Linked DNA regions of Mus musculus: regions 2 and 3 are each linked to region 1. A link is a loop called in an ENCODE intact Hi-C map of the cell type or tissue named here. Cell type or tissue: heart. All regions are shown on one strand.

Region 1 (2,500 bases):
TTTTGAAGAAACGTGAGAGTTGAAAATTGAATCTGAAATCGTAACCCGGGAGAGGCCTTACTGTGCAGCTGCACCTTTAAGGACATGGTAAGATCTGGTCGGCTTGCAGAAGTTTCTGTGGCAAATGCCACTGCATACAAACTCTGTGCACCGGCGTTCATTTGCTCAACCCTCACGGTTGTGCATTTTTGCATGATAGTTTCCCGAGCTTACAGCAAGGGTCAGCTGAGATTTGTCCTGGGGAGAGAGAAGTCAAGGCGCCAGTCGATTGTCTCTGTGAACCGCTCAGAACAATGCGATGCTTCTGGACTGGTCAGTAGAGAACCAGCCCTTCACACTCTGGGTTCATGTTCAGAATTTCACATAGACAGCTTTTCTATCCAGAAGTACTTCACTACTCAGGTAAAACCTGATTATTTGTGAACACTATATTATTGTATAAAAGAGACCTCTGTGCTGACCTACACCAGGGGATAGTGAACCAGTGGCTCCTTCTAAGGTATGTTATATTTGATTAGTTTAATATTCCATAATATTTCATCTGTCCTTCATATTTTTGGTGGCTTATGAAACAATACTCTCTAGATTTCACTGCAAGTGGAAAGTTGGCTTGGAAACTCTCTATCCAATTATTCCCGTATACATTTGAAAACAAATCTTTTTTACTTTTTTGGAAGTTTTTACAGGAGTCGATAAAAATAGGAAACTTCAGGTTTCAGATGTTTTATTGCATTTTTGTGGCATAATAACAGCTTCATTAAAAATAACTCCACAGTACAATGTAGACGTTGTGAGGCGCTTAAACACTCGCGCCACCGGCTTTCTCTGCAAAATGTCGTGTCAGGGAAGCTGTGCTGGTTTGTAGTTTATATTTCATTCTGCTGGTTTTTTGTAAGGTATTGGGTTACCACCCCCTACTGCATGGTCGTACAGGCAGAAGAGGCTGCCAGTTGTATGCTGCGGAGTATGGAGGCTCTGGACACTTCCTAGCTGAGACATCCTTGTACCAAGATGCTGGAGTCAGCTTCCCTCATGGGAAGGGCTAAGCTCACTCTTGGGACAGCTCTTTTCTGTAGTGTCCTGTTTGGTTGCTGGAAGGAAATGTTGTGGGGGTAAGGACGAGCCTTTCTCCTCTGAGTTTGGAAAATGATTTTAAGATGATGAGTGTGTGGGGAGGAGCCAAAAAGGCATCTGATCCATTGGGTTTTTGTTAGTCCACTATCCTTTCCAGCTCCCCCCCCACTCCCCCCGCCCAACTGTGCTCAAATGTCTCTGGCCATGGGAAACTCAGTTTCCAAAGGCAGTACCTTCTGTCTGGACACAGCCTTGGCACTGGAGTTCTTCTTGATGTGGGGCTGAGATCTGGCTTAGCTCAGCTTCCACCCATTGTTCTTAGCTGTGTGCCTGTGGTTCATGAGAGCGCTTTTCCTACTCCACAACAATTCGGCTCACAGAAGGAAGGCAGTAAGACAGAGCAGGAGGGTGAAGCTGGGGAGACAAAGCAAGTCTCTTTGACCCTTGGTCTCCTTTGCTGTGAAATGGTGATTGTGGGCCTGACCTGACCATTCAGGGTTCTGGGGAGTTGGGAAGGTATGGTCAGAGCACAGCCCAGCAAAGTACAGAAAGCCAGCAGCACAGGACCTTCTGCATCTTTACCTATGGTCTGGCTCTGTATACTCATCCATTCTTGTCTGTTGAAGCTTGGGGCTCTCCACTTCTTTCTCTCTCGTTAGCTTTGTCTTACCTCGCACATCTCCTATCTTTTCTTAGAGGTGTTGTCTGCTACAGAATGTGGGAGCTTCTCCCCTAGACCTAACCACTGAACGGAGCTTGGTTCTCTTAAAAAGAAAGCACAAATTGGGGCTGACTTACAAGTTCAGAGGTTTAGTCCATTATCATGATGGGAAGCATGGTGGCGTGCAGGCAGATGAGGCATTGAAAAGGGAGCAGAGAGTTCTACATCTGGACCTGAAGGCAGCAGGAAGAGAGAATCACACTGGGGCTGGCTTGACTATTTGTGAAACCTCGAAACCAGTGACACACTTTCTCGGACAAAGCCACACCTCCCAGTTGTGCCATTCTCTGATAACCAAGGATCCAAATCACTGAGCCTATGGGGGACCATTCCTATTCAAATAATCACATTCCACTCCCTGGCTCTCAAAGGCTTGTAGAAATATCATAATGCAGAAATGCATTTAGTCCAACTTCAAAAGTCCCCATAGTCTATAATAGTCTCAACATTGTTCAAAAGTCCAAAGTTCAAAGTCTTTTCTGAGATTCATGGCAGTCTCTTAACTATAACCATCTGTAAAATCAAAATGAAAAAGCAGATCACATACTTGTAACATACAATGGCGCAGGATATACATGCCAATTCCAAAAGGGAGGGAAAGAAAGATACGAGGAAATACTAGACCAAGGCAAGACTGAAAACCAGCCGGGCAAACTCTAAACTCTGCACCTCCATGTCTGATGTCAAAGTGCTCTTCAGGTTTCC
Region 2 (2,500 bases), 73 kb before region 1:
GGTTCCTAAAGCTAAGGATGCTTCTCAGTCAATAGACTTGGGAATTTTAAAAGTACAATGTATTACAAAATATAAATGATTTCTTACAGAGTGGCAGCAAAGCTGAAATTTCACAAAGAACAATCTATTAGCCAGCAAAAATGTACGACACACCAGGCTTCTAAGCCAATGCTAACCAGTTTGGTCCTCAGACTGTTCTGCAACTTGACCACACTAACAGCTCCAAATCGTTCATTTGCAGGGAAAGCGCGATCACATTCTTTAGGAACGGGTTGCAGTCAACTGGCTCTCGTTCAACCTTTTCCTTTATGTATTAATGGAAAAACAGTATGCTTCAAATGCAGTAATGGTACTATATTTGTTTACTGTCACCAGCATAGGTAGTAGAAAATGAAGCCTTTTTCCTAATGTGAACTGAGAGGTCTAGAGGCCCACCCAACAACCTGTGTGAGGTATTGTGGTGGGCAAATCCAAGTAGGTAACTGGCCTTCCTCTAAACAAAGTCTCTGCTCTAGGAACTGATTACGTACTTGGATAGGAACATGCAAAGTCAAATGCCATTGCTTGTAAGCTACAAATGGAACCACTGAGGGCAATACCTAGGTTAAAGGGAGAGCTCCATGCTATAAAAGGCCCAAGAGAACTTAGAGCCAACCAGTCCCAAGTTTAAGTCCTTATCAGGCAATTAATCCCAAGTGAACAGTCATTTACCCTAAGAGAACCAAGGACCACCCACATGTAAAGAAACATCTTTTATTCTAATCCTGCAGGTACTGAGATATTGAACAAGATATGATTGTATGAAATGGCTGGGTCATCAACATGCACTGCTCTTTAATTTACTGGTTTCAAAGTTTAAGTGTGAAAAATACAATCATTTCCACATCCTCCAATCAGTCGTCTGAGGATTGGAGAAGGAGCCATGTTCTTTTCAAATAGTGCTGGTCAATCCAACAATGTCTGGAGTGTCAAAGTGGCACCTCCACATTATTTTGCAGAGCACTCTAATACAAAGCAAAACAAAACAAGCACTGGGAGTTGCTTTAACAGATAGGGCTGAGGGGCTCTGACACTGGAATCCTCTGGACTCTGGCCTGCTCTGGGGCTATTTCAAAAACCACTTTCTCCAGTAATTTCACTATACGCCATACAAGGAGAGTGACCCAACTGTGCCAAACAGATGGCAACTGGCTACAAATGTATGTATGGTGCCATGCATTCGCCAGTGCAAACCTACATTATGGTGACAGCATCCTTCACCAGGACAACTCAATTCTAAAACCATCAACATACACTTCACAGATGGCAAGGTAAAAAAGGCTTACTGCTGGGGAACACCCATCTGCATACCTCACCTTTAAACCTAATAGCAAGTATTTACAATACTTTTGGAGCAGGTGATTTTAGCCCCATCTTCGGCATCTCTCAGGGCAATAATGCAAAGTATAGTGAAAGCTCTAGGTGAAAAGCAACTGAACTGAAGACAACTGTAATACCAGAAGCTTGAGTTACTAGCAGAATGGGATGTTCAATAACAAACTGAGGATCCTAAATAAAGCATGACTCAGACATTAAGTGAAATGGTACTAGACTCTGTGTTTATCCTTCTTAAACTTATGAGAAATATAAAGCCACTGACTTACAGTACATTTATAGTATATTGAAGAAAAATGGCCATACACACACACACACACACACACACACACACACACACACACACACACACAGAGGCAGGTGGGCACACAAGCAGACGCACGCACGCACACACAAGCTAGAGACATATGCCAGTACAATTAACTGACCAGGTCATAATTAAGAACAGCAACAAGCTCATTTACTACATCCTAAGTGAAACTAAAGTCCTCGTGTAGGGTTCCCTTCCCCTATTTGAAGCATGAAAGAGTCCTCACACCAAGCTAATTTAAAGGCTTAGTTTATACAGTTGAGATTTCTGCAAACTCCACAATATTAATGGCAATAACTACAAAATTTAAATACTATAATAAAAATAAACAGTCAATGATTCTATAACGCATCAAGAATTTCAAGTAACTCAAGAATTAACAAAACTGAATTAAAGGCATATTTATATTTAGTAAGTTAGGGAACATCTGAACTGCTAAGAGTGGGAAAGATTAGCTTTTATAATATGCATACAAAAGCAATGGAACAAATGAAGAAACAAGCTACTACATTAGAAGTAAAAGGTGGGTGCATATTATTGACAATGACATCTTCTTTCCTGTAGTCTGGCACTCGACAGTAATCAGTTACTAAGCCCAGGAACAATCCAGTATATCTCCGAGTCTCCAACACCAGACACTCCATCACCTAGCAACTGTGATTTCTTTTCACATGTGGCAGAAGAAACTGAGTGACAGAGTAAAGGCACGAAAAGGCTGATCTCAAGTATTTGGAGCCCAGGCTACTCTTCAAGTAGTGCTTAGAACACTAGCAGAGCAAAAGCAACTTTTAAATAACATGTCCAAACCTTGAATGT
Region 3 (2,500 bases), 78 kb before region 1:
ATTCAGTATTATGTGTGGAAAAACATTGCATGGGAAAAGCACAGTGCTCTGTAAATTAACTAGTATGTATGTGTGACTTATAGAATTAAAAAAAAAAACCAGACATAAATTAATACTGGAAGGAAATATTCAAGGGTGTAATTTCTTTTAGAATCCTCTGCCAGTGTAGAGTTGCTAAGCCCAAGTGAAACTACTACCCATCAAAACCACAACAAGCAGGCACCGCTTTATTCCGGCTAAGACACTACAGTGGGGAGGGGGTTCTACTGAAATGTTAATTAGAAATGGTTGCCAGGCTTTGCAACTCTTTCCAGAACTTAAAAATAGTTGAAAAGTGACCTAAACAGCGCCCACATCTTCAGATACAATGTGACTAATCTGACAGGGCAGCCACATAATCTTTGAGTACACAGAACTTCTGATTATTACATAAACTCTCCAGGATGGGATGGCAGGCAATGTGATTAAAGTAGTTATGGAGACTCCAGTTTACAAAGGATTCTCTGGGCTCTACAAGCAAGCAGCTGCTGCATGCTCCCTGTGTCGACCACCTGCTAAAAAGGCTGACCCCAGAATGAAACAAATCTAATTACCAATGCCTGTTTCATGACAAGTGACTTGTTCATGCAAAGTAAGGTAAAGCTTCCAAGCGTCTGGCTACCTACCTGCCACATTTTACCTACAGAAACTTTTCTCTGAAAAAGTGAACAAGGGAGGCGATGCCAGGCACTAAAAACTAAAAGGCTCTTTTGTGTTACTCTTCCGAGGAAGAAGTCTTTCTGATCTCACAGACAGCATTCAGCCACAGGCTTTCCAAAGACTTCCAGCCATCCTCAAGAAAATTCTAAGACATTTTATTGTGGAGGCCAGGGAGTAATCACACAACTGCACGGTACAGGGAGGCCTGCTCCTCCAAAACCCAGGGCCCTAGCAGCTCTCTATACATCTGTGGCCACAGCTCGGAAAACTATCCTGTTGAAGATCAAATCCCTCCCTAACATAACAGGTTTCAAATCAAAGACATGATTCTCCAAGTGCTACGTGCACTTGGTGGCAGTGCTGTTTAAACAAATCAGTATTTCTAATCCTTCCGTCTGCACACCCAAGTATAGTGGTCACTATGAACAGAAAAGATGGTTATGTTACTCAGAAGGGGTTTAATGGGAATTTCTTTAAATTAGACTTAAATATAAATATTAAATCTAGGCAGTGGGGGGGGGGGGGGAGACTCGGCCTCCCCAAAAGAGGCTGTGAGTGAAAGTGCAAAGTGGAGAGAGGGAGGCAGCCCAGGGAAGGGATGGGGGGATGGGCGCGCTCATAGCTAGCATTCGGCAGGGAAGGGTGACCTCTGTAGGCACCGCGAGCGTCAGCAGCAGCTACCACCAGGGCCCCAGTCCGAATGGCAAAGGCTGCAGCGCTCAGATCCCAGCCAGGCGCCTTCGGGCACCACCAGGTGCCTGTAGATCCCGTGTGGATGCAAAGATACCACGCCAGGAGAGCAAATGCAACACCTTGCTTTAAAAAACAAAACAAAACGAAAAAATTCTTTAACAGATCAAGACTACGTTAGAGGGGGGCCGCAGTAAGTTTAAAACAAGGGCCTCCTGGCAGCAGGCAAAAAAAAAAAAAATGTTTTGAGTCATTTACAACTATAGATTTTTTTGCCCTTTCGAAGGGAAACGTGTTTGGTCAATTATGTTGCTGAATTTGAAATTTACCACTTTCAAGAGAGTAGGTACAATTCTTTGCTTATGTGGTAATTTCAAAAACAATTCGTTCACCTCTACTCTGAAGCCGTGCACCGCACGCTCAACTCCAATTAGGCCATTGATTTTGCTTCTAATCTGAAAGGTCTGACTCCAACCAGGAGCCAGCCGCGTCTCCACGCTCTCCTAGGGCTGAGTCCAGAATTCCGCACAGCACTTTCTGGCGGTGGTTGGGAAATGAGGTAAGAAGCAGCACCCAGGCACGGTTACTGGGGCCATGGCTGCGTATTCCAAGGGATGGCTAGCATTTTCGAAACAAGGAGCGCACTCAGGGAGACCAGACCTGAAAGTTAGTCTCAGGCCTGGTTTTCTCCCGACTGTGCGCTTTGCTAAAAGCAAGTCTGACTCCCGATTCCCCAAGTGCAAAGGCTGCAGCGTTGACTGGGTAGGGCCCTGAAGGCGTCGTTAAAATTAAGCCACCTAAGTGGACCGCGCCGCACTGGACCTAGACCACCAGTTCCGACGCGAAGGGAGAGGCCGACATGCAGAGAGCTCGCCGCCTGAGCTCTCTGGCTGAGCCATCGAGCTCCCCGCGCACATTCGGGCTAGCAAGAAGGCGCCGAGGTATCCCGGCTCAGGGACGCCCCGGGCCCAGCTCCCTTCCTCTAAGGGACGCTCCACCACCCCAGACTCTCAGTTCTTGTCGCCTTCTCGCTGGGCCCCGGCCCGTGGCTCCCGCGCTCCTCGCAAGCGCAGCATCTCTCGGAGCCCGCCAATGTGTGTCTGTAGCCCCG

What was found. Hi-C counts contacts between places; a loop is a spot of excess contacts. Peaks named below come from ENCODE experiments on the same cell type or tissue, not always from the same donor. Only the 100,000 strongest peaks of a DNase experiment are listed, where the experiment ranks them.
Region 2: a loop joins it to region 1, with 10 times the contacts of the local background. A loop is called at or near these places in 4 of 42 quality-filtered maps.
Region 3: a loop joins it to region 1, with 4 times the contacts of the local background. A loop is called at or near these places in 4 of 42 quality-filtered maps.

What each region holds. Positions count from the first base shown.
Region 1 is chr8:8,736,125-8,738,624 of GRCm38, forward strand. All of the region lies in intron 2 of Gm39127 (a long non-coding RNA gene), which reads left to right. Among named protein-coding and RNA genes, the nearest start is that of Gm39127, 14 kb to the left of the region's middle. In heart, no CTCF peak of the experiment used is centred here; a DNase peak (open chromatin) is centred at 1,387.
Region 2 is chr8:8,663,157-8,665,656 of GRCm38, forward strand. No RefSeq gene overlaps it. Among named protein-coding and RNA genes, the nearest start is that of Efnb2, 3.2 kb to the left of the region's middle. In heart, no CTCF peak of the experiment used is centred here; no DNase peak of the experiment used is centred here.
Region 3 is chr8:8,657,658-8,660,157 of GRCm38, forward strand. The region is part of intron 1 of Efnb2 (ephrin B2); the gene reads right to left. Among named protein-coding and RNA genes, the nearest start is that of Efnb2, 2.3 kb to the right of the region's middle. In heart, a CTCF peak has its summit at 1,387; DNase peaks (open chromatin) are centred at 1,354 and 2,084; H3K4me3 peaks cover 2,500 bases; H3K27ac peaks cover 2,409 bases.